5 separate regions of the Mus musculus genome follow, and all the other regions are linked to region 2. A link is a loop called in an ENCODE intact Hi-C map of the cell type or tissue named here. Cell type or tissue: left cerebral cortex. All regions are shown on one strand. Each heading gives the region's core, and the rest is flanking DNA. Links, peaks and the distances in the headings are about the cores only.

Region 1 (5,945 bases), core at 580-5,579, 50 kb after region 2:
TCCTTCTGTTATTATCCTTTGAATGGCTGGATTCGTGGCTAGATAATTTGTGAATTTGGTTTTGTCGTGGAAAACTTTTGTTTCTCCATCCATTGTAATTGAGAGTTTGGCTGTGTATAGTAGCCTGGGCTGGCATTTGTGTTCTCTTAGGGTCTGTATAACTTCTGTCCAGCATCATCTGGCTTTCATAGTCTCTGGTGAAAAATCTGGTGTAATTCTGATAGGCCTGCCTTTATATGTTACTTGACCTTTGCCCCTTACTGCTTTTAATATTCTCTCTTTATTTAATGTATTTGTTGTTCTGATTATTATATGTCGGGAGGAATTTCTTTTCTGGTCTAGTCTATTTGGAGTTCTGTAGGCTTCTCATATGTTCATGGGCATCTCTTTCTTTAGGTTTGGGAAGTTTTCTTCTATAATTTTGTTGAAGATATTTGCTGGTCCTTTAAGTTGAAAATCTTCATTCTTATCTACTCCTATTATCTGTAGGTTTGGTCTTCTCATTATGTCCTGGATTTCCTGGATGTTTTTAGTTAGGATTTTTTGCATTTTTTATTTTCTTTGATTGTTGTGCCGATGTTCTCTATGGAATCTTCTGTACCTGAGATTCTCCATTCCATCTCTTGTATTCTGTTGCTGATGCTTGCATCTATGGTTCCAAATTTCTTTCCTAGGTTTTCTATCTCCAGCGTTGCCTCACTTTGTGTTTTCTTTATTGTGTCTACTTCCCTTTTTAGGTCTTGGATGGTTTTATTCAATTCCATCACCTGTTTGGTCGTGTTTTCTTGCAATACTTTAAAGGATTTTTGTGCTACCTCTTTAAGGTCTTCTACCTGTTTAGCAGTGTTCTCCTGTATTTTTTTAAGTGAGTTATTAAAGACCTTCTTGATGTCTTCTACCATCATCATGAGATATGCCTTTAAATCTGGGTCTAGGTTTTCTGGTGTGTTGGGGTGTCCTGGACTGGGTCAGGTGGAAGTGCTGCGTTCTGATGATGGTGAGTGGTCTTGGTCCTGTTAGTAAGATTCTTGTGTTTGCCTTTTGCCATCTGGTAAACTCTGGAGTCAGTTATTATAGTTGTCTCTCGTTAGAGATCGTTCCCCTCGTGATTCTGTTATTCCCTACCAGGAGACCAGGGAGACTAGCTCCCTCCTGAGTTTCAGTGGTCAGAACACTCTCTGCTGTCAGGCTCTCCTCTTTCAGGGAAGGTGCACAGACATCTGGTGTTCAGACTTGCCTCCTGGCAGAAGGTGAAGCCCTGAAATGGGACCTGTCCCAGAAGCTGTTATCTTCTGTAGTCCACACTCTCACCTGTGCAGACTAGTCTCAGTGGAGTCTGGGAACCAAAACCTTTACTTTCTCTTTAAAAGGTGATTTAGTGAATACATAACCTGTGCAAGATATCAGATCTCCATTACCACCCCCCTACATACACACACATCCACACCCATACATCATCCAATGAAACTTTTCTTTGATGAGGCTCTTGAAGTCAACTTAGAAAAAGCACTCCCTTGGAAGTGCTTTTCTGAAGTCCCTTGTCTGGAGTTGAGCTGCTCCCTTCTCAAGTTCTGTGATGAAGAGGGTGTCAAGTCCCAGAGAAACAAGGGGCTATAAGAATACTATTGTCTGCTTGGCCTCTAGTCTCAGCCAGTACCTTTTGCTCCTGTAGGCACTTCTCACTCTGCACCCTACGCTAACCCAGGGACCTCCCTTAAGTTCCCTCAATTTCTCTTTCCTCAGCCACAGGATCTCTTGGCTTACTCTTGCCTCTCTTGATCAGCTTGCTCCTACCCCCTACCCCTTCTCTGTCTCTGTCTCTGTCTCTGTCTCTGTCTCTGTCTCTTCTCTTCACTTCTTCCCTTGAATTCTCTCTCTCTCTTGGTCTGTCTGAATCTTTCTAGATGCCTCAGTCTATACTCTCCCTTACATCTACAATAAAAATTTCCTCTTCCACCATACCCTGGAGCTATTGTGTCTTAATTTTCATTCAGAGGGAAAAGCAAAACAGCCTGAATGTTAAATTGTGTGTCCTTCAGAACAGGTATAAAGTGAACATTTCTAACAAAATTTACTACTGTTTCTCCTAGGATATAAAAATCTCTGTAATGTGCCCAGAGTGATGGCCCATGCCTTTAATTCCAGCACTCCAGAGACAGGAGGATCCCTATGAGTTAGGGAACAGCGTAGTTTACATAGTGAGTTCCAGGCCAGCCAGGCTTATGAAGTGATGCCTTGTCTTAAAACAAAGAAACAAATAATACATTAATAAGTTATTGTATTGAAAAAGAACAATTCAGCCATAGGAAGCTCATGCCTGGGGAGAAAGCTCAGTCAGGAACTCCGTCATTGCCTCACCTTGCCCTCCCCACCCTGTTAGCTTCTGCTAGTGCTGTGAATACCTGATTGGATGATGTTGTCCCTTTATGGTGCTCCTTGTTCTTTCCTGAAGTTACCTGATAGGACATTGTTCTGCGGGGGATCTCCCCCATTAGGACTCACAGATGGCTGCCTTGTTTGGTTTTTGCTGGATATTTTCTCCCAACTAGATGTTTTGGTATTTCTTTCTTCATATTTATTCTTCAATTTGGCTTACTCTATATTTAACTCACTCATTCTAAATGCAGAGTGGCTTACAAAACCTCTCAAGAGAGGCTCGAAAAGTTTTTCCTGTCTGCTGTTTTAACTTTCAAAATTTGGGCTAAATTATCTCTATTTAAAACATGCTACAGTGTGTCGAATATCTTTCCATAAGTAGCAACATATTTCTTCACTAAGCATGGTCAGAGATGTGTCAGCATTGCATCTGGAGTGTTTTCCTTTATAAATACATATAGGTTCCCCCAAATAAAATCCCAAATAAAATCCCCACTCTTCCTTTACTGCAGAAATATTCTGAAACAAATTAAGATCATTGTGAGGATGGATTATGGGCTGCTGTTGGTTCAAGCCTGAGCAGTAGGAACTACATTACCCACAATGCCAAGAGCAGAGTAGCAAACTGCTGAGCCAAAGAGGGCAGTTTCTGCCTGGGAAGGTCGACAGACATTGGGCGGTACTTCCTGCATTTTGTCCTGTCTTTGGTTTAACTGTCCATGGGTTGGTATTTGGAGGATTCTGAGCTTTAAAATCAGCAAGTTAGACTAAAGGTACGAGAGCGAACAGGCACTGGGTGTCGGCCAAGCAGACCATCATCAGCCGCGGCGGCCGTGCACCGGCCCCTGCGTACTCTACAGAGCCGGATGGCGGCGCTGAAGCACCTGGCTCAGGTAAGTGCCACATACTAGGCGCTCCCTCTCCCTAGATACTTTGAGTCCTAGAGCCCCTTGAGGACTCCCGCTCAGCTCACATCCTTATGAAAAACTTAATCCCTGTGTCCAGAACAGTGCCAAGCTCGTGGATGGGATCCGCATTTCTCGTAACTAGTCTGATGAGGCATGGAAGAGTGGGACCAAGAGAAGAGTGATTGACTGATTTGTGTGGGCAGTATCACGTTTGGCCACTTTAACCGGGAGCATTCCAGCCTAAAAAAACGGCAAGGTGAGGTGCATTAACTATGCCCTCACTACGGAGGAGCCAGCGGGACTGAATGGAAGATAAATGTAGCTAGAGGTTATTCAAAATATTCCAAAAGCTGCACAGAGTTAGAGCGGGCTGGAAGAGAATAATATGGAGCCCTCAGGAGAATAAAGCTTTGTGCAACATCCCGCAGCTGCTATGACTCAGCACTATGCATAGTTTAGAGATAATTTAGATATAAAAGGTTATGAAGATTCAGGACTGGACAGGGGTCCAGGTCCATGAAAACTTACCATGGTCTTTGATTCTTACAACTTTCTTCCCACAGGTTCCCAGATCTACAGAAAAGGGTATGGTCTGTATACAGGTGAGTGTGGGGTGTTCTAGTAAGTTCACCAGTGTGGCCACACTTCTTGCCTCACGTTGGTAGTGGAATTCATTTTTGTGGGGGTTCTTAAGAATGGAATGTAACATTTAGCATGGAGGCATATCCCTGGAGTCTGAACACTAGAGAGGACCAAGGCACGTTCAAAGCCAGCCTGGGATACATGGTGAGACCCTAAGAAAGAATGAGTGATTGATAAGATAGCTCAGTTGGTAAAGGCACTTGCTACCAAGCCTGAGTACTTAAGTCAGTCCCCAGAACCTACATGATAAAGGGAGAGAACTGATTCCTGAAAATTGTGCCCTGCTTTTCTACTTGTACACTCACATACATATGCATACTGGGAGAAAATAAATAAATAAATAAATAAATAAATAAATAAATAAATAAATACAAAAAGAGGGAGACTGAGATTTCAAAACCCAGTAGTATAGTGGGAATGTCAGCCGCTGGCTAGTCACACAGATCTACAACTCTGGGGAAAATTAAGCATGGAGACATCCTGATTGCTGAAGGCTGCTGTTTATCCTTGAATACGGGTGGATTAGGAAACAGAATCAGCTTTATTTTATTATTTTAATACTTTTAAAATGTTATCCCCCTTCCCAGTTTCCCCTCCACAAACCCCCTATCCTATCCCCCTCCTCTCTGCTTCTGTGAGGGAGCTCTCCCACCTCACTGCCTTAGCATTCACCTGCTCTGGGACATCAAGCCTCCATAGAACCAAGGATGCCATTGATGCCAAATAAGGCCATCCTCTGCTACATATCCAGCTGGAGTCATGGGTCCCTCCATATGTACTCTTTGATTGGTGGTTTAGTCCCTGGGAGCTCTAGGGTGTTAGGGAGTGTCCTGAAGGCTTTTTCTTAACTCCTTTGATCAGGTGATACTCCTTCCTGCCTCAGCCTCCTAAGTGCTTATACAATGAGAGTCTGCCATCATGGCCAAAAGGAAGCTGGTCTTGTTAGTAATACCATAAGCATAACACCATACACACACACACACACACACACACACACACACACACACACATCGCACCAACATTTAGGAAGGATTCTTGAAGTGTCTGAAAAGTGAAGAGTTTCATTCTAGGAATTGAGAGCGCAAAGTGTTCATCTGGGAGAATCAGTGTATCTGCAGAGGAGGCCCCTGTAGCTAGACTTTTTGGTAGAGCTTTGTTAGAGGAAACCTGTGACTGTTGAAGTGGCATTAAATGCCACATGTATGATGGTGGCTAACACTGGAGCAAGGAACAGAGTCAGCCAGCAAGGCATTAAGAGAGGATGGCAGCTGCCTCTGACACTAGGAAGCCTCAAAATTTGGGTAGTGATGGATCTTGCCTCCATATATGAAGCTTTCTCTAGATACCTCCTGCTAAGTAATGCAGGAGCCCAAGGAGATGCCTGTGGTATATGCTGTGGAGTTTGAGGTGGCTGTGGGAATGAGCTGTTATAAGAGAGGTGTGGACTAAGTGAAACACATAGAGATGGAAAATGTTAGCAGGCCCTGCGACTTGGATAACAGACACTTTCTTGGTTTTATGGAGGAACCCTAGGAAAATTGCAGAACAAAGTTGATTGATAAGCTTTCCAAAGTCTTTAAGTACATGGAGAGGGACATTTGAGTAGTGTTATCTTTAAATGTGTTTGGAATTGTCTTGGGTTCAGGGTGTCCCACCCAGACACACCCAGACACACCCAGACACACACACACACACACACACACACACACACACACACACACAGAGACACTTTCTTTGGTTAACAGGCATTTTGTACCCCTCCTACCATTGCAGTAGGACTCCGTGACTTGATTTGTGAGCAAAGAATCAGCTGTAATAGGGCCCTTGCTTTAGTGCTTTAGTGCATGAATGACTGTGGACTGGCTGGGATAAGAGTGGGTACCACAGCTTCTGCTCTTGGTAGTATAACAGGTACAGAAAGACCTACCACATGCAAAGGGAAATGGCTATATTTCAAAAAAAAATAAAAAATTACCACCTGTTGCTTAAAGCAAAAAGTCATTTAAAAAACAAACAAAC
Region 2 (5,945 bases), core at 271-5,270:
GAGGACCAAGTATTCAAGTCTATGAGCCAATGTGGGACATCTCCGTTGAAACCACCACAGCTGGAATCAATCCAAGCTAGAAGGCTGCCAAGGAAAGTCCCTCCTTTCTATCAGGCTATCAGGGAATTCATCTGGGCTCCTCCCAATCATCTGTCTCACACAGACCACATTTGGGTCACTGTTGTCCACTCTGTCCCTGGCACAAAGGCCAGGAAGCCATCTGTACATGACCGCAGGGCACACACATCAGTCTTCACACTGAGCCTCCATTTTCATCTCAGTATGCAGACTTAGCCCTCAGCTGCTGTGCTACCACAATTCCTACCTTCCACTAAAACCAGCTGATCTCATGCATGCCTGAGCATTTCTAATCATCCCCAACCCATCTCACTTCCAGGCCTGGTCTAATGTCATCACTGGAGCTTTAAGACCTTTGAATCTTCAGCCAATGGTTACCATAAAGGGAAACCTAGCCATGTAATCCCTGCTGTGGACGTGGGGACCTTTCATTCTGAGCATGTGCCAGGGAAATCCAATGGAAGGTGTCTTAGTCAGGGTTTTACTGCTGTGAAAAGACACCATGACTAAGGCAACCCTTATAAAGGACAACATTTGAGGCTGGCTTACAGGTTCAGAGGTTCAGTCCATTATCACAGGGCAGGAGCATGGCAACATCCAGGCAGGCATGGTGCAGGAGGAGCTGAGAGTTCTACATCGTCATCTGAAGGATGCTAACAGAATACTGGCTTCCAGGAAGCTAGGGTGAGGGTCTTAAGCCCATGCCCACAGTGACACACCTATTCCAACAAGGCCACACCTCCTATTAGTGCCACTCTCTGGGCCAAGCATAAACAAACTATCACAAAAGGACAGAGACAATTCCAGCACAGAGTCCCAGGACACCACCGTCCCTGAGGTCCCTTATGTGTTAAGTCAGGAGTGTGATTCCTGGGCACCCTCCACTTACCTCTTCCTGGTTGGCAGGTTTCACTGAATACTGGGAAACCTGTAGAAAAACAAGGTTGGGAATAATAAGCAAGAGTGTTGGTATCCCAAAATTTCACCCAAGTCCCCTCTCATACATGCAGTCGGGTACCCACTGGGCTCCATCCCTTAATGGTGTCTCTTACTGGGTGACCTTGGACAAAGAATCAATCTCTTCAGTTTGTTACCTGAGGATAAGCATGGCAGCCTGTCTCAGTTACTGCTTTGTTGTTGTGAAGAGGTACCATGGCCAAGGCAACTCTTACAAAAGCATTTAAGTAGGGCTTGCTTATAGTTTCATGGGGGTTAGTCCATTATCATTATCATGGTGGGAAGCAGACTGGTGTGGTACTGGCACAGTAGCTGATGTGAGCTTTGCGTCCTAATATAGATGCAGCAGGAAAGAGGGGTGGGGTTCGGGCAGAGAGAGACACTAGCCTTGGCAAACTCTCCCAGCTACACACTTCCTTTAACAAGGCCACACCTCTTAGTTTTTCTCAAACAGTGCCACTCCCTGGTGACTAAGCATTCAAATACATCAGCCTATGGAAATCATTCTCATTAATACCGCCACACAATCCTAGCTCAAAAGGAAAGTGATTGCACCAAACTGAGTCCTATGCGTGAAGTACTCAGTACAGCTGTTTCCTATGCACCTCACTAATGCTTGTGTCGAGAATTTCACAAACACACAATTGTTTTAGAATGTATAGGTTTATCTATATACAATTGGGAGGCAGGTGGTGGTGGCTTTCATCTTTAATCCTATACAGAAAAAGCCTGTCTCAAAAAACCAAAAAAGATGTCAGGCAGTGGTGGCACGCTCCTTTAATGCCAGAACTAGGGAGGCAGAGACAGGTAGATCTTTGAGTTCAGGGCTAGGCTGATTTACAGAGAGAGTTCCAGGACAGTCAGGGCTACACAGAGAAACCCTGTCTCTATAAAAAGCCAAGGGGAAAATGAAAAAAAAAAGTTATTGGGTAAGCATGGTGTGCATCCCTTTAACTGCAACACTTGGAAGGCAAAGGAAGGCAGATCTCGGAGACTGAGGCAAGCACTGGCTACATAGGCCAGCCAGACCTGAGTTCCAGGGGGAAAAGTAGTTAACACAGCAGACTTTAGTTAAATGCTGAATGTTTTCACATAAGTAAGTAAGTAAGTAAGTAAATGAATGAATGAATAATAAAAGGGAAAGAAAGTACTACTTTAAAGTCAAACAAGCAGGAAGTGGGAGGTCCTGCCTTTAATCCAATCACTCTAAAGGATTGCAAGTTTGATTCTAGCCTCGTTTACATAGCCTCGTTTACATATGTCTCAAAAAAATTCAGATATTTGAAGACTAATCTCTCCCTCTATGGTCTACAACCCTAACTGCTGCATTAGTCCACAGCATTTACCTAAGGATTCATAGATCTCTGTCTCCATCCACATAACTTCATCCTTGCTCAATATTCCCCCGGAGATGCTTGGGAAAGTTTGAATAGATCAAGTTTCACCTCTGTTCAAATCTTCCATGGCTACCAGTCTCTCTATAAACAAAAGTCAGGTCCTTAGGGGTACTGGGCCCTTTTTCCCTCATCTAAAACGCCAGTAGAGGTCACCCCAGGGCTCTGTCTCCGAGCTCAGGCCCGCCCACAAGCCTTGGGAGGTACAGTCCAACAGGCACTGTGAGTCAGAGGGGATGGCTCTAGCGATCTAGCACACAGATGTCAAAAAACATTATTTCGTTCATCCGTACCCTACAGTCGGGGACATGAACGTCTGCCCTGTTGGCTCCTGACCCAGATCTCAGTGCTCTAGAACTCAGGTAGGTGGGCGATCACTAGGCACTCACCTGGGGCAGGGCTCCACCCGCAGCCTCCACAATCACCATCGGGCTCCAGAGGATGGTGGGGCCCTGGGAAGTCGCCATCCGCACTCGAAGCCTGGATCAGATCACACGAGCTGTCGCAAACCTCAGATCCGTCTCTGTGACGGGGGACAAACGCTTTTAACGTGCCGGCTTTCCTGCCATGGCCAAAGCAGATGACACCAGTTTTCTGTGAGCCATACTGACGGGTCCAGGAAGTTACAAAGAACCTCCAGCACGCAAAGCCAAAAGTCCCGCCCAACGGTTCTCGCCGTCGCTGAAATGCCCATTTTCATTGGCTGAGTTTCATGCAATGTTTTCTGGGCAATGTAGTTCATGCAGGAGCAAATTTCTGCGATCCGGACACAACTGCCCTGCTTGACAAGACCAAGTTTCAGTGGATTTCTTGGCACTGGCGTGGAGACTATTTTCTCCACACCGTTTTCTACCTTAGGTGAGTTAGATGTGGATTAGAAATAGTAGAGGCTGAGTCACAAGGTCAGGCTTGCTGGAACTCTTAAATTACAGAACTGCAGGCAGAGGCAGGTAGATTTCTGTGTTTTCGAAGCTGTCATAGTGTGTTCCAGGCCAGACAGGGCTACATAGTGAAACCTTGTTTTATTTGATGTCTAGAAATACAGGAGACGGGCAAAGTTGAATTTTGCATTTGAGACATTTGCCTTGTGTGAAATGATACTCGCCAGGTTCGTGGGCTAATAAATACAGAAATGGTGACCATGGAAGAGGGGAAAAGGACATGTTTGGATTGGATTCAAAGATTCCTTCACCACAGGACTCTAGATTCAGACACTTCTCACACCACTATGGAGTCGTCAGGATTAATGCTTCTATTGTGCTAAGAGAAAATTAAAGGAACATTTAGGAACATTTAGGAAGCTTTGCTGTACTCCCCCCCCCCCCCAAGACTGCTCTGGAAAATGCGAACACGGGCGTATCTGTAATCATGACAGTGTCCGCAGAAGTCCTGTTAATTTCATGCATATCGCTTCTCCACTTTCCCCTTCTGCAACTGTCCCGGTTTCCCATGGTCCACATTGTCTGAACTACAATACCCAGAAGAGATGGCTCATACACCTTTAATTCCAGCACTTGAGAGGCAGAGACAAATGGATCTTGGAGTTCAAGGCTAACTTTCTCTACAGAGCAATTTCCAGTAATACACAAGAAACCCTTTTACTAAAAGAAAAACAAGGTTGGAAGGTAGGAGCGGAGATAGGTTTTGTCTTCTGACATCTGGACAAGTCTGAAATCTGCTGCCTTAGTGTGACTGATTCTAAGCCTTAAGTAGGAATGCCTCTATTCATGAGCCTCTCAGGTCAGCTGGGTCAGCTGGGCTGCAAACTCTTGATGCAGATGAGATGGTACATGGTCCCCGGTCTACTGATGTTACAGAACCCTGGGGTCTGGATAATGAGCCCAGGCACAGGGCTGATGTCCCTGATAGCAATCCAGTCCTAGAAGGTTGTTTTTATTGTTTTTATTTTTACTCTCCTGAAGATTGTATTTCCTTTCTGTGCCAGTACTACTCCTGTAAACATGTGAACATTACTAAGATACTCCAGACTTTCTGCAAGCAATGTGGCAAGCACCAGCTCCACAAAGTGGTACAGTATAAGATGGACAAGGATTCTTTGTCCAAGGAAAGTGGCCTCACAACAGAACAGAGTGACAATAGTCAGATGTAGCCTGCTCTTTGCCTAAAGGCTGAAATAGCATCTAGTGCTTTTAACTGCTGAGCAATCACTCCAGCCCTTCTTGGATTTTGTTTTTTTTCTTTTGTTACCCTTTGATTCAAGCCAGGACAACGAGTGACAAAACAAGTTTCAATGACTAAATTGAAGTCCCCTATGTTACATATATTAAATATCCTGCCACATTGATGTGAAAGGTAACTGATACAGCTTTCATAGCTATCAGCCCTTCTTTAGAACTGTTTGTATCCCAAGGGTCCTTTTTCCTTTCTTCTCTCTCTCTCTCTCTCTCTTCCTTCCTTCCGTCCCCTCTTCCTTCCTTCCTTCCTTCCTTCCTTCCTTCCTTCCTTCCTTCCTTCCTTCCGTCCTCCCTCCCTCTCTCCCTCCTTCCCTCCCTCCCTCCATCCCTCCTTCCCTCTCTCCCTTCCTTTCTTTTCCTTCCTTCCTTCCTTCCTTCCTTCCTTCCTTCCTTCCTTCCTTCCTTCCTTCCTTCCTTCTTGAAATCGGGTATCTTTATATGTCCTTGGCTGCCTGTGAACTATATGAAAATCTGCAGGCTGGCCTTGAACCTACAGCGCCACATTGTCCCTCCATACATGGTATTTTCATTTACATTGGAATTTAAGAATTTTTAGATTTTCCTCCTGATGTTTTTCTTTGCATACTTTGTAGATTTTAGTTTTACTTGACTGTTACATGAGTAGATACAAGTAATAATTTTGATTGTTTTGTATTTTTGAAGATACCTTTTATGGTGGGAGTAGTGGTGTACATCTTTAATCCCAGGGCTTGGGAGGCAGAGGTAGGTGGAACTTTGTGATTTCCAGGCCAGCCAGGTCTGTTGCAGAGAACCCTGTCTTAAACAAAGCAAAGCAAAGCAAAGCAAAGCAAAGCAAAACAAAACAAAACGACATCAATTATATTCTACAATGTGATTTATGTCAGAAAAGCTTCATGGTCCTCTGAGAATAAGTCTTCAATAGTAGTTGCTTTAAATAAATATTATTATTTTAAAATTGTAATATGTATAGGTGTCTTGTATATTTATGTATATATATATCTATCTATATTTATCTATCTATCTATCTATCTATCTATCTATCTATCTATCTATCTATCTATCTATGCACCACCCCTATCTGTCCAGCCCATTTATCCATTTATAATAGTCTGGAAATCTCTTGCAATTTAATTCTTCACTTGATTTTTTTTTTTAAATCTAGGTGACTGCTCTCTTCTGATGACAATGAGTTATTGAAGTCACTCTATTTGTTTATTTGTTCATGTCTATCTATGTTTATCTTAGAAAATAAAGGACTCTAATTGATATCTAAATCTCTATCTATCTATCTATCTATCAAATTCTTAACACATTGTTCCTCTTATTAATATGTTGTAGC
Region 3 (5,945 bases), core at 581-5,580, 160 kb after region 2:
GGGATACAAATTGGAAAAGAGGAAGTCAAAATATCACTTTTTGCAGATGATATGATAGTATATATAAGTGACCCTAAAAATTCTACCAGAGAACTCCTAAACCTGATAAACAGCTTCGGTGAAGTAGCTGGATATAAAATAAACTCAAACAAGTCAATGGCCTTTCTCTATACAAAGAATAAACAGGCTGAGAAAGAAATTAGGGAAACAACACCCTTCTCAATAGTCACAAATGATATAAAATACTTTGGCGTGACTCTAACTAAGGAAGTGAAAGATCTGTATGATAAAAACTTCAAATCTCTGAAGAAAGAAATTAAAGAAGATCTCAGAAGATGGAAAGATCTCCCATTCTCATGGATTGGCAGGATCAACATTGTAAAAATGGCTATTTTGCCAAAAGCAATCTACAGATTCAATGCAATCCCCATCAAAATTCCAACTCAATTCTTCAACGAATTAGAAGGAGCAATTTGCAAATTCATCTGGAATAACAAAAAACCTAGGATAGCAAAAACTCTTCTCAAGGATAAAAGAACTTCTGGTGGAATCACCATGCCTGACCTAAAGCTTTACTACAGAGCAATTGTGATAAAAACTGCATGGTACTGGTATAGAGACAGACAAGTAGACCAATGGAATAGAATTGAAGACCCAGAAATGAACCCACACACCTATGGTCACTTGATCTTCGACAAGGGAGTTAAAACCATCCAGTGGAAGAAAGACAGCATTTTCAACAATTGGTGCTGGCACAACTGGTTGTTATCGTGTAGAAGAATGCGAATCGATCCATACTTATCTCCTTGTACTAAGGTCAAATCTAAGTGGATCAAGGAACTCCACATAAAACCAGAGACACTGAAACTTATAGAGGAGAAAGTGGGAAAAAGCCTTGAAGATATGGGCACAGGGGAAAAATTCCTGAACAGAACAGCAATGGCTTGTACTGTAAGATTGAGAATTGACAAATGGGACCTCATGAAACTGCAAAGTTTCTGCAAGGCAAAAGACACAGTCAATAAGACAAAGAGACCACAAACAGATTGGGAAAGGATCTTTACCTATCCTAAATCAGATAGGGGACTAATATCCAACATATATAAAGAACTCAAGAAGGTGGACTTCAGAAAATCGAACAACCCCATTAAAAAATGGGGCTCAGAACTGAACAAAGAATTCTCACCTGAGGAATACCGAATGGCAGAGAAGCACCTGAAAAAATGTTCAACATCCTTAATCATCAGGGAAATGCAAATCAAAACAACCCTGAGATTCCACCTCACACCAGTCAGAATGGCTAAGATCAAAAATTCAGGTGACAGCAGATGCTGGCGAGGATGTGCAGAAAGAGGAACACTCCTCCATTGTTGGTGGGAGTGCAGGCTTGTACAACCACTCTGGAAATCAGTCTGGCGGTTCCTCAGGAAATTGGACATAGTACTACCGGAGGATCCAGCAATACCTCTCCTGGGCATATATCCAGAAGATGTTCCAACTGGTAAGAAGGACACATGCTCCACTATGTTCATAGCAGCCTTATTTATAATAGCCAGAAACTGGAAAGAACCCAGATGCCCCTCAACAGAGGAATGGATACAGAAAATGTGGTACATTTACACAATGGAGTACTACTCAGCTATTAAAAAGAATGAATTTATGAAATTCCTAGGCAAATGGATGGACCTGGAGGGCATCATCCTGAGTGAGGTAACCCAATCACAAAAGAACTCACACAATATGTACTCACTGATAAGTGGATATTAGCCCAAAACCTAGGATTCCCAAGATATAAGGTAGAAGAAGGAAGGAGAAGGGAGGGAGGCAGGGGGAGAACCAGGATAGGGGGACAGACTGACGCAGAGACCCGAGCTGCGCGGGCCATGGCAGAGGCCAGGCAGGCCGGGATGGAAGCAAACAGGGAAGCTTGGAGAGAGACAGACAGACAGACCCAGGGGCGACGAGGCACACAGGGAAGCCGGGACGGGGCCTCGCGGTCGGAAGCGGACTCGGGCTTGGTCCCCGGGGAGAAGGAACGAGGGAGAAGGAGGGAGAAGGAAGGAGAAGGAAGGAGAAGGAAGGAGAAGGGAGAACCGGGGGCTGCGGGACTCGTGGAAGCCGGGATGGGTCCCTCGATGGCGGACGCCGACGCCAGGCAGCCCCGGGTGGAAGGGAGGAGGAGGAGGAGGAGAGAGAGACTTAGAGTCAGACAGAGGGACAGAGAGAGAGACTTAGACACAGAGACAGAGAGACAGAGAGAGGCTCTGTCCCTGCACTCCTACAGGTACAACCTGGAGCAGCGGACGCGGACCTGAACCCCCGTCTGCCCGGGGACGCCGCCGCCACGGCCACACCGCTCGTCTGGAACCACGGCTGGCCTTCGGGTCCCAGATCCGTCCCCACGAGGCAGAGAACCGGGGGTGCACTTGCGCGTTTTTCGCCACCGGGTGGCCCCGGAGATCGGCGCTGGGCCCTAGACGCACTACAGCTCCCATGAGCGCCTGGGCCCGACTTCCTGTCCAAAATGGAGGCACTTCCTGTATCTCACAAAGTACAACCTCCCGGGGATTGACCGATGGAAAACGCGACCGCCTCGCGGGGTCGGATCCACCAGCCTGGCCGGCTTCCCCTCACCCTGGCCGGGATGAAGCAGGCACATCCGACCCCTTGGAGGAAGTTTTTTCCGGCGTGCTCTCTGTCGCCACCTGGTGGTGACAGAGAAGAATGCGGTCATCGTGACCGTTCGATTTTCCTTTTTTCAAATGACACTTGTTTTTGGTTTTTGATACTTTTTAAAAGAATCTACGTGCACATTCATTTTTCTTTTATTATCATTGATGGCTCACCACTCTTTGCATATGTGTGAACCCAGAATATGTCAACCTATATATACATTAAAGTGGTTTCAATTTTAAGATTGTAATCAATTTATAAAGGGTGGTTAAAGCTACTGTCACAACTTGACCACACTGTAGAAAGTCCAAATATAAGGTATTTTCTTAGTATAAGAAATGAAGTAAGACATTATAGTATATTCCCATTAATACTAGCACAAAGTAAGCAAATGCAAGAGGAGCATCATATGTTTGGGTTAGCCCGACTTACATAAGGAGCACCAGGCAAGTCTGAGATACAAAGTAAGACTGCATCAACAAACCAAAAACACTCTACTCTTAATTTTATGTTACTGGATATGTAAAATAAAACATAAACTTCTGACCAAATATACATACCATCCCCTCTTCCAAATTTCTATCATTTTCAACTTATACAGAGTGTCAGAGCGTCAGTATCTTAGGGTCTGTGTCTGTATGTCCTCTCTCTCTCTCTCTCTCTCTCTCTCTCTCCCTCTCTCTCTCTCTCTGTGTGTGTGTGTGTAAATGTATATGTGTGGTATATGTACTTGTTTGTGCACTTATATGTCAAGGTCAGAGGTCAACTTATGAGTCTGCGTGCATTGTTAACTACCTTTTTTATTTTTACACACCCTTTCATTGAGCCTAGAACTCATTGATTCAGCTAGACTGGACTAGAGCCAATGAGCTTCAAGCAACACTCTTATTTTCTGATCCATGTACCTCCTAGTGCAGGTGTTGCAGATATGCAATACCACACACAGCTTTTATGACAGTGTTGGAGATACCAACTCACAATTGCACAGCAAGCACTTTACCTACTGCATCAGGGACACAGTTCCCAGAGTTGTTCTTATAGGGTTATCCGAACTCTACAAACCAAGGGAGCATTGTTTACAGAGACTAGGATGTAAATAGGGCTCCTTTGATACTGTACCCTATGAACATTCACAGCAACTTAACCTTTCACTCTTTTATTAGACATTTAATAACAGTCTAGCATTTCGTGTTCTCTTAGCAAAGTGAATTTTTCTACAGACAGGATGTGAAATTTTCTTTGAAAAAAATCCATCACCAGGTAAGCAGAAAAATATTTGTTCACTCCATCTCCATCACACTGAAAAAGGAGGCAGGAGAGAGTGCTCGGAAAGGAAGCCACAGCAGCCTCTCCTCAGAATTATGGAGCCTGTGTAAAGTGACAATGCACACAAAGGAAGAAAGCATGTTGCCATTTAACTGCAGCATAATGAAGTCAGGTCATGCTGTACTACCCAGTAGTTAATATGAAGAAAGCTGCATGTGTTCAAGGGTAGCCATGTTGGCTCCATATAGTGAACATATTAGGCTATTTCTGACCACACTGGGCTTTAAGCAGTCTAGGAAATATGGTAACTTTCTGGAGTTAGTTTCCTCATCTGTCACATTAAGAGGGTGAGTAAATATTGTTCCCTCCCCTTTGTGTCACAGGAACATCTACAAGAGGGAGGAAAGCAGACAGAACGCCCTATGAAAGCATGTTAAATAACAACTGGAGAGTGGATGCTTGAATATGGATAAAGCCAGGAACAACTGTGACTATAACTCAAGCTGCTTGGGACTCCTTGATTTTGGCTGTGTGTGTGTGTGTGTGTGTGTGTGTGCATGCGAGCAATCCTCCTGTTTCAGGTTCCTGTGGGTTAGGATTACCAAACATATACCAGCACACTTAGCAAAATCTATGTTTACAATGACTTACAATTCAGTAAAATTGAACTGAAGCTGTTTCATGGAACAAAAATGGTGCTCAGCCCAATCTGCCAAGCTGAGTTTCTGTCTCGGCATCAATCAGCCTGTACTGCTATAACAAAATGCCACAGATGTGGTGGTTGAATTAAAGTGTAAGAGCAAGGAATCAGCAAGGCAAGTTTCTGTAAGGTTTATCTCCTAGGATGAAAGACAGATGGGCACTACTATGATCCTGCTGTGTCTTTAGATGGCCTCCTCTCTGTATAGATACTTTTTGGGTTCTTCCAATTTTTTAAGGACATTAGTCCTGCTGAGATAAGGATCTACCCAAATAACTCCATTTAACTTTATGGCTCATGCCATAAAGGTGCATGTCCTACCCTCAACCGCCATAACTTTAGGGTTGGGGCTTCACCATAGGAATTTAATGGGAACCAATTCAGTCTTTACCAGGATTCCAACTGTCTGTGTTGGGCAGCAATGATAAAGCAATTTTCTCTGAATGCTTCACTTTCCACATCACGTGAAATTCTAAAGCTTGTACAATGTGTAGACCTGAATTAAGTGAACTTAGTGTTTTCTCCATATATTGGTCCAATGTTCAAACAACCTGAAGGAAACAAATATTGTCAGTGTTCTTGAAATGAAATGCTAGCTTCTGTCAGGAAGCCATCCGAAGACTTTGGTCCTGGAAAGAGGGAGGAACATTACTGGGTAAAGATGTGTATTTCACCCTCATCTCCCAGTTCGTATCAGACCACCAAGTGAATGGGATACAGAGAATGTCCTCAGAGTTCAAAACTAGGGGCTTTCATCAAAGTGTCAAAGAGCAGGGCAGTGCGTTTCCCTTGGGAGCTTATTCAATGGCAAATAAGTCCTTGAGAGAGGAGCTCCCTGGGAAAAAGGCAGTCTCCACAGCACACTCCCCATTCTTGCTCTTAACCTGCCAGTCTAAGCACAGCTTTGATCCTCAACCCCACATTAGAGGATCATCTTGCAAATGAAAAGAAGCCTGACACATTTCAGTCCAGTCACACTTTGAATAATTTCATTGAGTTCTGAGCACCTCCAAGGTACACTGTAGGAGAAAGACACAGTGCTTTCACTTCCCCCTTGGTAACTTTGGCCCAGAGTAAACTTATCCCCTTTTCTTCCTCCATGGACTCTGCTAGATTAAAAGGGAAGTATGTGGTTTTGCTGTCCTTTGGCTATGCTTCTCCTGCCATGCATTGTTTTTTAAGCTATTTCACACACACACACACACACACACACACACACACACACACACGGGATTTGAGGTCTTGTGGATTATAGAAGGCCAGGCTGTGACTAATACTCTCCTTCCATTACAGAGCAACTCTGAGG
Region 4 (5,945 bases), core at 613-5,612, 180 kb before region 2:
TGTCTCTACCTCTCAAGTACTGGGTTTTAAGGCCACCACTGCAGAGCTATTAGACATAAACAATGTCAACCAGTACTCCAAAGGTCCCAATGACAAACCAAGATAACATATCACCGAAGTTTATTGGGCTTGCTTGCTTGCAGAGCATAGGTGAGGGTTGTCCATAGGGACGTGGATGCAGAGACGAAGGTCCTATGTGTTCCAGCCCCTCCCTTAGGTCACATATACTCTGGAGAGAGTCCTGTGATGCTTCCCACCCCTCCAATGAGAAGAAGAAAAACTGTCAAGGGGGCCCCTTTTGCATGGTGGTGGCTGCTGAACTCCCCATGATGGCAGTGGCTCGGCTCAGAGGCTAGACACACGCACTGCTCTCCCGAAGTCATTCCTCTGTGTACTTCTGTCTTCTGATCTCTTGGGTCGCCAGCATGCTGGATGTGGGCCTAATCCTAATTCTGACAACACAGGATTTGGGCAGCTGGGGGAGTGCAGACAGTTTGAAGGGGCTCTGGCCAGTGTGGTGAGTGCAGCTCTGGCAAGCCTTGCCCTTCTCCTCCATTCCCTCTGCCTTGCTAAAACCCCTTAGACTACATTCCTAAAGCTAGCCTCCAAGGTCTAGTCCCTTATTTGGCCACTTGCTCCTCCCTAGTCTGACTACCAAGGTCCAGCTATCAAAGTATTAAAGTCCAGCAGTCAAAAGCCCCCTTTGGCTCACCTAATAAACATGCCCAATTAAAATTAAACACCTCATCCTAGCACAGGGTTTCCCCTTTACCTTTATAAACTGTCATGCTCCTCGGTGCCACGTCTGTTTCCTTCAGAGGCAGTCCTTTGTTCCATTGTCCTTTGGGACAAATATCCCTATAACCTCTCCCTTCTTCCCCATCCTCTGCCTCCTGTGTCTCTCTTACTTCCCTGCTCCTTTGTGCTTAGAACTTGGTCTTGGGGGTCCCGAGATGATGCTTTTCCTTTCAGTAGCCATCCATCTCTCAATGGTCTGGTTACACAGTGCCTCTTGGGAGATGTCTTAACCTGACCCCAAACTCAGCCTGAGACATCTCCCCTAACACCTGCTGACTTGGCCCAGCTCCCTCCTCAGCCCCAGAAGTAGCACCAGATTCTCATTTTAAATACATTCCAGGGTCTACAGACAGATGTGCTGAGAGGAGGATTTGAGGAGAAATATCCTTTGTTAATGTCGTCCGCTCACCATGGGAGAGACTGGGATAGGGATCCAACAATGACCTGTAGACGTGAGTTTCTTCATTTGGAAGGCTGTAGCTGTCTGGTATGGTGGCACATGCCTTTAATCTCCACACTCAGGACCAGGTGGATTTCTGTACATTTGAGGCCATCTTGATCTAAGTAATAGCGACTTCCAGGGCTACACATGAGACCCCCCGCCCCCCACCACCACCTGGCCTCAAGTACCAGGCACACATACATATATGCACGCAAATACTCATACACATAAAATTAAAATAAAATAAAGAAAGTTTTGTTTTGTTTTTAAGAATCAACTAATCAAGGTTCATAGGGGCTACAGAGACTGACGTGGCAGTCAAACAACCTCTATGGGTCTGCACTGGGCCCTCTACATATATGTTATGGTCGTGTAGCTTGGTGTTCTTGCGGAACGCTTGAAGATGGGAGTCAGGGGTGACTCTGACTCTTTTGCCTGCTCTTGGGACCCTTTTCCTCCCACTGGCTTGCGTAGTCCAGCTTCATTCAGCCCTGATAGGAGGCTTTGTGCGTAGTTTAATTGCAACTTGGTATGCCATGTTCCCTCAGTTTTGCTTTTGTTGTTTGTTTTTGAAGGTAAACAGGAAGAGTGGATCTGGGAGGAGAAACTGTGGCCAGGATATAATGTCTGAGAGAAGAATAAAAGAAAAAAAGAAAGGAAATTAAAAAGAAAAAAAGAAGAAGAGGTATCCAAGCTTAGAGGGGGGAGGGCTAAGGAGGTTAATTCAGGGACTAAATAGAGTCTAAAGCAGTAGTCAGGAAGATAATCGCATTGTCCCACCCTTCCTTGAGGCTGCTACGGATTTGGAGTTTAGCAGATTAGTGGTGGGTAGGAAGGGTATAAGGCAGTGGCTGCCTCTGGGATACAGGAAGTTCTGTTGCCTGCAAAGCAGTGAACTGTCAATGGATGTTTGTATGTTTCTCCTCTCCCACTTCCCCAGAACCTCCCCCTCCCACCCCATCTCTCTAAGCAGAGATAGTTCAGTAACTTACTGGCTGGGCATGGTGACATACACCTTTCATCCCAGCACTCCTGAGACAGGAGCAAGAGGATCTGTGAGTTCCAGGCCAGCCTGGTCTACATAGTGAGTACCAGGATAGCTAAGACTACATTGAGAAACCTTGCTTCAGAGAGAGAGAGAGAGAGAGAGAGAGAGAGAGAGAGAGAGAGAGAGAGAGAGAGAGAGAGAGAGAGATTAAAACAGAACTTACAGACCTTGTGGAGGACCCAGGCTCAATTCCAAGTACCCATAGAGTTCCAGGGGATTCTATGCCCTCCTCTAGCCTCCCTCCAAGGGAGGACACTGCACCAAAGTGATTCATAGAACAAGCAGGCACAGCACCTATACACATAAAATAAAAATAAATAAATCTTTAAAAACATAAAAGGGGATTTCTGAGACAATAGATTTAATCAGATAAGCCTGTCAAAATACGTTTCCATTTTAAGTCAGAAAGGCTGGAAGAAAAAAAATGGAAGAAAAAAAAATACAAGAATCAGAATACAGCGTGAACAACCCAAGTATACTTACCTTTAACTTGAACTTTTACAATTCTGCAATGTATCTACATACATATACACGTGGAGATTCAATTAAGAGAAGTAAGAAAGACCACTACATAGTGAGTGGAGCTAAGGCCACGCAGATATGTGCTTTTTCTGAGTCACTGATGTCTCCAAATGCCTCCAAATACCTGCATTCCTGAAGGCTTGGTCTTAACTGAGCCTGTGAATTTCTGTAGCAATTGCTACTTGCTGCCACCAGATGGCGGTAGACACCGAACCAAAAAAAAGGCACCCCCCCCCCAGCATGGCGCGCGCGCGCGCGCGCGTGTGTGTACACGTATGTACATACATGTGATGTATGTTTCTCTTTTATGGCTTGTTTCATTTTGAGGCAGGGTCTTATGTGGCACAGGCTAACCCTGAATTTACTGCGTCTTAGCCTGAGGTGATCTTGAAGTCCTGATCCTCCACTTGCAAAGTAATAGGCATGCTTCATGGTGTCCAGTTTTATGCGCTGCTAGGTAGCGAGTGCAGGGCTCCCTGCAAGTTAAGCAACTGGGATATATCCCCAGATCTATCATTTTGCTTACTGGCTGACAAGTCAAAAAATGAATCTAGAGCTGGACAATGGGGTGCCGCACGCCTTTAACAGAGGCAGGCAGATCTCTGAGTTCCAGGCAAGCCTGGTCTACACAGGGAGTTCCAGGATAGTCAGGGCTACACAGAGAAACCCTGTTTTGAAAAACCAAACCAAACCAAATAAAAGAACAACAACAAAGAATCTAGGAGGCAAGAGAGATGTGTCAGTGGTTAAGAGCAACATGTTGCTCATATAGATGGTTCCAGGTTCAGTTTCCAGTACCCACGCAGCAGCTCACAACCATCCATACTTCCATCCCAGCGGTTAAATACCCTCTTCCCATGGTGCACATACCTCCATGCAGGCAAAACACTCACACACATAAAATAAATCAATCTAAGAAAATTCAGTGAATATATATTGTAGCGATACTTGTTAGAATTGCTACATTAAGCCGGGTGTGGTGGCACACACCTTTAATCCCAGTACTCGGGAGGCAGAGGCGGGTGGATTTCTGAGTTCCAGGCCAGCCTGGTCTACAAAGTGAGTTCCAGGACAGCCAGGGCTATACAGAGATATACAGAGAAACCCTGTCTCGAAAAACCAAAAAAAAAAAAAAAAAAAAATTAAGCTGTTTTCATAGGCATCGCCCCATATACCTATTTGTGTGTGAAAAGACTTAAAATATGCTTTCTTAGAGGCTTTCTCATGCACTTTTATCTTTTATTTTTACCTGAATACCAACCTCTGCTGCCGTTTTGTTTTGGTGGTGGTTGCTGCTGCTCTTGTTTGAGACAGGGTCTGACTATCACGTAGGCTTAGCTGACTTGGACTACGGTGTGCACTAGACTGGCCTTAACCTCCCTCCCAGAGATCATCTTGCCTCTGCCTCCCGAGTGCTGGGACTAAAGGCTGTGTGGCGTGGTTGTTTCTGTGGTGCTGGGAATGCCTCCCAGGACCGTGTGCGCGCTGAGCAGGTGCTCTACCCATGAGCTACATTTTTACCCGCATTTCTTGACTTTGTGTAAAAGAACGTTTTAGATAGGCAAACACTGAGTAAGGATGTTTCAGTCAGGGATGGAAAGCTTTCAGCTCCGTTATTAACTTTTTTTTCTTAATTTATTATGTATTTTCCTCAATTACATTTCCAATGCTATCCCAAAAGTCCCCCATACCCTCCCCCCCTCCCCACCCACTCCCATTTTTTTGGCCCTGGCGTTCCCCTGTACTGGGGCATATAAAGTTTGCAAGTCCAATGGGCCTCTCTTTCCAGTGATGGCCGACTAGGCCATCTTTTGATACATATGCAGCTAGAGACAAGAGCTCCGGGGTACTGGTTAGTTCATAATGTTGTTCCACCTATAGGGTTGCAGACCCCTTTAGCTCCTTGGGTACTTTCTCTAGCTCCTCCATTGGGAGCCCTGTGATCCATCCAATAGCTGACTGTGAGCATCCACTTCTGTGTTTGCTAGGCCCCGGCATAGTCTCTCAAGAGACAGCTATATCTGGGTCCTTTCAGCGAAATCTTGCTAGTGTATGCAATGGTGTCAGCGTTTGGAAGCTGATTATGGGGTGGATCCCTAGATATGGCAGTCTCTAGATGGTCCATCCTTTTGTCACAGCTCCAAACTTTGTCTCTGTAACTCCTTCCATGGGTGTTTTGTTCCCAATTCTAAGAAGGGGCACAGTGTCCACACTTTTTGGTCTTCATTCTTCTAGAGTTTCATGCACTTGGCAAATTGTATCTTATATCTTGGGTATCCTAAGTTTTGGGCTAATATCCACTTATCAGTGAGTACATATTGTGTGAGTTCCTTTGTGATTGTGTTACCTCCCTCAGGATGATGCCCTCCAGGTCCATCCATTTGCCTAGGAATTTCATAAATTCATTCTTTTTAATAGTTGAGTAGTACTCCATTGTGTAAATGTACCACATTTTCTGTATCCGTTCCTCTGTTGAGGGGCATCTGGGTTCTTTCCAGCTTCTGGCTATTATAAAGAAGGCTGCTATGAACACAGTGGAGCATGTGTCCTTCATACCGGTTGGGGCATCTTCTGGATATATGCCCAGAAGAGGTATTGCTGGATCCTCCGGTAGTACTATGTCCAATTTTCTAAGGAACCGCCAGACTGATTTCCAGAGTGGTTGTACAAGCTTGCAATCCCACCAAAAATGGAGGAGTGTTCCTCTTTCTCCACATCCACGCCAGCATCTGCTGTCACCTGAATTTTTGATCTTAGCCATTCTGACTGGTGTGAGGTGGAATCTCAGGGTTGTTTTGATTTGCATTTCCCTGATAATTAAGGATGTTGAACATTTTTTCAGGTGCTTCTCTGCCATTCGGTATTCCTCAGGTGAGAATTCTTTGTTCAATTCTGAGCCCCATTTTTTAATGGGGTTATTTGATTTTCTGGAGTCCAACCTCTTCAGTTCTTTATATATATTGGATATTAGTCCCCTATCTGGTTTAGGATAGGTAAAGATCCTTTCCCAATCTGTTGGTGGTCTTTTTGTCTTATTGACAGTATCTTTTGCCTTGCAGAAGCTTTGCAGTTTCATGAGGTCCCATTTGTCAATTCTCGATCTTACAGCGCAAGCCATTGCTGTTCTATTCAGGA
Region 5 (5,945 bases), core at 575-5,574, 67 kb after region 2:
ACGTGGTGCTCCTTTTACAGGCAGGCAGGATATAAGTTACAGAGGAGTGTGTAGAGGCTTCCACCAATTCCAGGCATAGCCCGAGATGCTGGGTGGTATGTGACAAGGCCTCAGGGTTAGGCATACTCAAGCCTATTAGATCTCAAGTGATCCTGATCCCAGAAGTAGTGCTACAGAATTTGGGTTTTTTCCATATTGTTTGTTGCTCTCCTTAGTTTCCATCCCTCCCTTCTGTGGCCCAATTCTTCCCTTTTGAAGTAGGTATGTTTAGTCTGTGCCACTGTTATTTTGGATTTACAACCCCCCCCTTTTTGGTTTTACTTTGCTCAGTTTAGAGTTTAACCTTTGCTCACATAAGAAAGGGGCCTCTGAACAGTATTGAAACTGTTAAGACATAAATAAGACTGTTGAAGTTGGGGGAAATGAATTTTTTTTTTTTTTTTTTTTTTTTTTTTTTTTTTGCATCATAAGAGAGCTGTGAGCCTCTGGGAGCCAGGAATGGGATTTTATGGTTTGAATCTGAATTGCCTCTCACGTTTTAAAAACCTTGCTACATTGGCAAGCAGTGGAATCTTTGGAGTTGTGGCAAAAGTGAGCAGGAGTTGGTGATTAAAAGCAGGTGTTGAAAGTTATACCAACCCCTAGTTCAGCAATTCTCAACCCCTTTGGAACCGTATGTGACCCCTTTGGTAGTCACATAATTTATAATACAGTTCAGAATAGTAGCAAAATTATTGTTATGAAGTCGCAACAAAATAGTTTTATGGTTGCAGGTCACCACAACATGAGGTACATATTAAAGGGTGACAGCACTAGGAAGGTTGAGAACCAAGCCCCCAGTTGTTGCTGCCAGTCTGCTTAATACCATGTTGTGAGCAGCCTTCCCCATGTGTTCCTGTTTGTTGCCTTGAGCTAAGCTGCACCCTACCACACCCCCATATCCTCCATTTTGACAGACTGAAAGCCTTTGAAACTGAACCAATGTAAATCATTCCTTTGGTTATGCAAAATTAACACACTGATGTATAGCAGATGTGCATTTGTGTGTACAATTTTTTATGGTATAAGCATTGAACAGGTTATAAAACCTTAAAACCATCATGATATCAATAATGTTTCAATCCAGAATTTTTCTGCTCTTGTATTATGTTTTCCGTGGGGTTTTAGGTATTTGGTGATTTGCTTACTTTCAAAATGGTTTAATTTGTAGCTCTTATAATTTTATTTGAACAGAATCTGAAAGTGTTTGCCTGTTTTTTTTTCTTCCAAATATTTTACAAATTTCTTTTTTTTTTTAAATTAGGTATTCATTTACATTTCAAATGCTATCCTGAAAGTCTCCTATATCCTTCCCCTCGCCATGCTCCCCTACCCACCCACTCCTACTTCTTGGTCCTGGTGTTTCCCCTGTACTGGGGCATATAAAGTTTGCAAGACCAAGGGGCCTCTCTTCCCAAAGATGGCCGACTAGGCCATCTTCTGCTACCATTGCAGCTGGAGACACGAGCTCCGGGGTTACTGGTTAGTTCATATTGTTTCACCTATAGGGTTGCAGACCCCTTCAGCTCCTTAGGTACTTTCTCTAGCTCCTCCATTGGGGCCCTGTGTTCCATCCAATAGCTGACTGTGAGCATCCACTTATGTGTTTGCGAGGCCCAGCATAGTCTCACAAGAGACAGCTATATCAGGGTCCTTTCAGCAAAATCTTGCTGGTGTATGCAATAGTGTCTGGGTTTGGTGGCTGATTATGGGACGGATCCCCGGGTGGGGCAGTCTCTGGATGGTCCATCCTTTCGTCTCAGCTCCGAACTTTGTGTCTGTAAGTCCTTCCATGGGTGTTTTGTTCCCAATTCTAAGAAGAGGCGAAGTGTCCACACTGTTTTCTAATTATTTCCATATTGGATAATTGGCTCATTACTGTTACCTATATGAACACATAATTTTTATTGTTATCCAGAATTCTGTGGACAAGTCAGTGGTCATGTGTTAATGGCCAAGTGGCTAATTGCTAATTGAAGACTATTAATAAAGCTACAAAGAACATAAGTATTCCGATCTTTTTTTGGAGAATGTATTTTACTTATACTAGTGATTTCAGTTAAGGTAACTTATATTTAAAAACTTCAAGATGGGTTTAAATTAATTGAGTCCATTGTGGTTCACAGCATCAGGAAAAATATGGAACATTGTGTGAGCTTGGTCCAAGAAGAAAACATTTCCTAGCAGAGAAAGACCAGTATTTGATGAAGAGTATGTGAGTAGCTGCTCTCTCCTGCTAGAACCTCCAAACCAGCACTTGAGAAAATCTTAAGAGGCTGAAGAGATGTCTCAGCAGTTAAGAGGTCAACCAGTGTACCCAAGTTCAGTCCCTAGCACTTCTGTTAGACTGCTAATGCCTGACCTTTACCCCCGCTCTGGGGGATCTGACACCCTCTTCTGGCCTGCGTGGGTACACATAGAGATAAAAATAAATATTTAAAAAAGAACGAACGAAAGATAAAGATCGCAAACATCGTCTTAGGGGTAATGCACAGCCATATTAATCGCATTCTGAACAGCTACAGATGGCTCCAAATCCAGCTTCTCCCTCCAGACACCCAGTCCTCACCCAGCTCTACTTTACCAGTTCATAGATATGAAGAGATCCCAAGAGACTCCAAAACATCAGATTGTTGTTGTTTGGTTTGGTTGGTCTTACTGATGCCATATGACTCAAACAGTTCTAAGTCTTTTTTTTTTTTTTTTTCTTTCTACTCTGTATTTTCTGCTGCAGTTCCCTAAGCCCAAGAGTCTGAAAGGGTGGGGTCCACCCTGGGATCTGGAATCTAAGGCTTATTTGAGATAACGCCAGGGGTCCTTCTTATCACACAGGACCGGAACTCGATCCTAGACGTTGTTTATCCCAATCCTGCGCTTTTCCGTGAGTGGATTATTATTCTTATACTTTTAGCAGTTTCCAGAATCCTGATTGGTATGCATAAAATTGCCACTGAGACCGACTGAGAAGGTGGAGGAGCTAAGGAAACTACATTACCCACAATTCATAGAGTGGCAAACGGCTGGACCAATGGTCTCTCGGAAAGATCTTTTCTGTGTTAGGGCCGCAAGCTATGGGCGAGATTTCCTAGATTTTTCTAACTCTGCCCAGTGGTCCTTGTAGCTGCGCTGGGTTTGTTGTTGTTGTTGTTGTTGTTGTTGTTGTTGTTTTCTCCCTATCGGAGATACAAGAGTGTGGCGTGGTGACTAAGATGGGCAGAGAGGACAGGTGAGGAGCTCTGTCGCCACCAACCGGCCGCGGTGAGGGATGCTCCAGCATTTGCAGAGTACTTGGGCTGCTGCCTCAGTGGCAAAACCTGTTGCGTTCTCCTGAGTGAGAGACGAGTATAATAACTCAAGTGATTCCAATTTTTTAGGTTTTTATCATAACTATTTTTAAGTTGATTGTAGAATTCGATTTGGTGTGTGTGTGTGTGTGTGTGTGTGTGTGTGTGTGTGTGTGTGTGTGTGCAGGTGTCTCTGGGGGTGAGATGGCAGCGGCAGATTCACCTTTAACAGGAGCTACAGAGCATTGTAAGCCTTAGATCCCAGATCCCAGGGTGGACCCCACCCTTTCAGACTCTTGGGCTTAGGGAACGCATGTGCTCCTAACTGCCAGGTCATCCTTAGTCCCCTTTTCTTATTTCTTTTAGCCTATAGTAATTAAACAAACGAGTTTCATGTAATGTTTTCATAATGCATATCACATACTTTGTTCATTTTCATTCCACTATCATCATCATCATCTTCTCCTTCTCCTTCTCCTTCTCCTTCTTCTTCCTTCTTCTTCTTCTCCTTCTTCTTCTCCTTCTTCTTCCTTCTTCTTCTTCTTCTTCTTCTTCTTCTTCTTCTTCTTCTTCTTCTTCTTCTTCTTCTTCCTTCTTCTTCTTCTTCTTCTTCTTCTTCTTCTTCTTCTTCTTCTCCTTCTCCTTCTCCTTCTCCTTCTTCTTCCTTCTTCTTCTTCTCCTTCTTCTTCTCCTTCTTCTTCCTTCTTCTTCTTCTTCTTCTTCTTCTTCTTCTTCTTCTTCTTCTTCTTCTTTTGTATTTATTTTGCAATAGCATACCACTCTAACTAGCATGGAACTCACTATGTAGACCAGGCTGGACTTCAGCTAACAGAGATCCAGCTGCTTTTTGCCTCTGAGTGCTGAAAATAAAGGTTTGCACCACCACACCAGGCGCTTCTCTTTGTAAGATCATAGTTCTGTCAGATGGGAGCAGGACTCTTCTGTCCTCATTTAAACTTAATTATCTCCAAACAGAGACTGCCATTGAGTATGGTCATACTGAAGAATAGAATGTTGACGTGAACTTTGAGACGCATAGTTTAGTCCAGGCAGTCCATAGATACTTGCTTTCCAGCTGAAATTTGCTTACTTCGGGTTTTTTTTTTTTTTAGCTTTTTTTTATTAGTTATTTTCTTTATTTACATTTCAAATGCTATCCTGAAATTTCCCTATATCCTACCCCCACCCTGTTCCCCTACCCTCTCACTCCCACTTCTTGGCCCTGGTGTTCCCCCGGACTAGGTCATATAAAGTTTACAAGACCAAGGGGCCTCTCTTCCCTGTGATGGCCGACCAGGCCATCTTCTGCTACACATGCAGCTAGAGACACGAGCTACAGGGGTACTGGTTAGTTCATATTGTTGTTCCTCCTATAGGGTTACAGACCCTTTCCGCTCCTTGGGTACTTTCTCTAGCTCCTCCATTGGGGGCCCTGTGTTCCATCCTATAGATGACTATGTGCATCCACTTCTGTATTTGCCAGGCACTGGCATAGCCTCACAAGAGACAGCTATACCAGGGTCCTTTTAGCAAAATCTTGCTGGCATATGCAATAGTGTCTGGGTTTAGTGGCTGATTATGGGATGGATCCCCGGGTGGGGTAGTTTCTGGATGGTCCATCCTTTTGTCTCAGCTCCAAACTTTGTCTCTGTAACTCCTTCCATGTGTATTTTGTTCCCTTTTCTAAGGAAAAATGAAGTATCCACACTTTGGTCTTCCTTCTTGATTTTTTTTTTTTTTTGTGTTTTGCAAATTGTATCTTGGGTATTCTAAGTTTCTGGGCTAATATCCACTTATCAGTGAGTGCATATCACATGAGTTCTTTTGAGATTTGGTTACCTCACTGAGGATGATATCCTCCAGAGTCATCCATTTTTCTGAGAATTTCATAAATTCATTGTTTTTAATAGCTGAGTAGTACTCCATTGTGTAAATGTACCACATTTTCTGTATCCATTCCTCTGTTGAGGGACATCTGAGTTCTTTCCAACTTCTGGCTATTATAAATAAGGCTGCTATGAACATAGTGGAGCATGTGTCCTTATTACCAGTTGGAACATCTTCTGGATATATGCCCAGGAGAGGTATTGCTGGATCCACCGGTAGTACTATGTCCAATTTTCTGAGGAATCGCCAGACTGATTTCTAGAGTGGTTGTACAAGGTTGCAATCCCACCAGCAATGGAAGAGTGTTCCTCTTTCTCCACATTCTCACCAGCATCTGCTGTCTCCTGAATTTTTGATGTTAACCATTCTGACTGGTGTGAGGTGGAATCTCAGGGTTGTTTTGATTTGCATTTCCCTGATGATTAAGGATGTTGAACATTTTTTCAGGTGCTTCTCAGTCATTCGGTATTCCTCAGTTGAGAATTCTTTGTATAGCTCTCAACCCCATTTTAAATATGGTTATTTGAATTTCTGGAGTCCAGCTCTTTGTATATATTGGATATTAGTCCTCTATCTGATTTAGGATTGGTAAAAATCCTTTCCCAATCTGTTGGTGGCCTTTTTATCTTATTGACAGTGTCTTTTGCCTTACAGAAGCTTTGTAATTTTATGAGATCCCATTTGTAAATTCTTGATCTTACAGCACAAGCCATTGCTGTTCTCTTTAGGGATTTT

The links. Peaks named below come from ENCODE experiments on the same cell type or tissue, not always from the same donor. Only the 100,000 strongest peaks of a DNase experiment are listed, where the experiment ranks them.
Region 1: a loop joins it to region 2, with 5 times the contacts of the local background. A loop is called at or near these places in 22 of 42 quality-filtered maps.
Region 3: it touches region 2 in a loop (4-fold over the local background); 11 of 42 quality-filtered maps call a loop at or near these places.
Region 4: it touches region 2 in a loop (3-fold over the local background); 2 of 42 quality-filtered maps call a loop at or near these places.
Region 5: it touches region 2 in a loop (2.5-fold over the local background); 25 of 42 quality-filtered maps call a loop at or near these places.

What each region holds. Positions count from the first base shown.
Region 1 is chr7:7,168,290-7,174,234 of GRCm38, forward strand. Zfp418 (zinc finger protein 418) reads left to right here and starts at 3,064. Exons shown (of 4, transcript NM_146179.2): 1 at 3,064-3,269; 2 at 3,848-3,886. The coding sequence starts at 3,243. In left cerebral cortex, for the core only: a CTCF peak has its summit at 3,217; a DNase peak (open chromatin) is centred at 3,049; H3K4me3 peaks cover 1,108 bases; H3K27ac peaks cover 716 bases.
Region 2 is chr7:7,118,405-7,124,349 of GRCm38, forward strand. It overlaps Zfp954 (zinc finger protein 954), which reads right to left and starts at 3,072. Exons shown (of 5, transcript NM_172738.3): 1 at 2,819-3,072; 2 at 968-1,006. The coding sequence starts at 2,896. In left cerebral cortex, for the core only: a CTCF peak has its summit at 2,571 (motif pointing right); DNase peaks (open chromatin) are centred at 2,654 and 3,106; H3K4me3 peaks cover 1,483 bases; H3K27ac peaks cover 831 bases.
Region 3 is chr7:7,275,806-7,281,750 of GRCm38, forward strand. It overlaps a transcript of Vmn2r29 not described here. Among named protein-coding and RNA genes, the nearest start is that of Gm45631, 16 kb to the right of the region's middle. In left cerebral cortex, for the core only: a CTCF peak has its summit at 2,679 (motif pointing left); a DNase peak (open chromatin) is centred at 2,509; H3K4me3 peaks cover 941 bases; H3K27ac peaks cover 643 bases.
Region 4 is chr7:6,937,937-6,943,881 of GRCm38, forward strand. All of the region lies in intron 5 of Usp29 (ubiquitin specific peptidase 29), which reads left to right. Among named protein-coding and RNA genes, the nearest start is that of Zim3, 36 kb to the right of the region's middle. In left cerebral cortex, for the core only: a CTCF peak has its summit at 2,986 (motif pointing right); DNase peaks (open chromatin) are centred at 3,066 and 3,242.
Region 5 is chr7:7,185,203-7,191,147 of GRCm38, forward strand. No RefSeq gene overlaps it. Among named protein-coding and RNA genes, the nearest start is that of Zfp418, 17 kb to the left of the region's middle. In left cerebral cortex, for the core only: CTCF peaks have their summits at 2,430 (motif pointing left) and 3,292; DNase peaks (open chromatin) are centred at 2,435, 3,051 and 3,267; H3K4me3 peaks cover 839 bases; H3K27ac peaks cover 256 bases.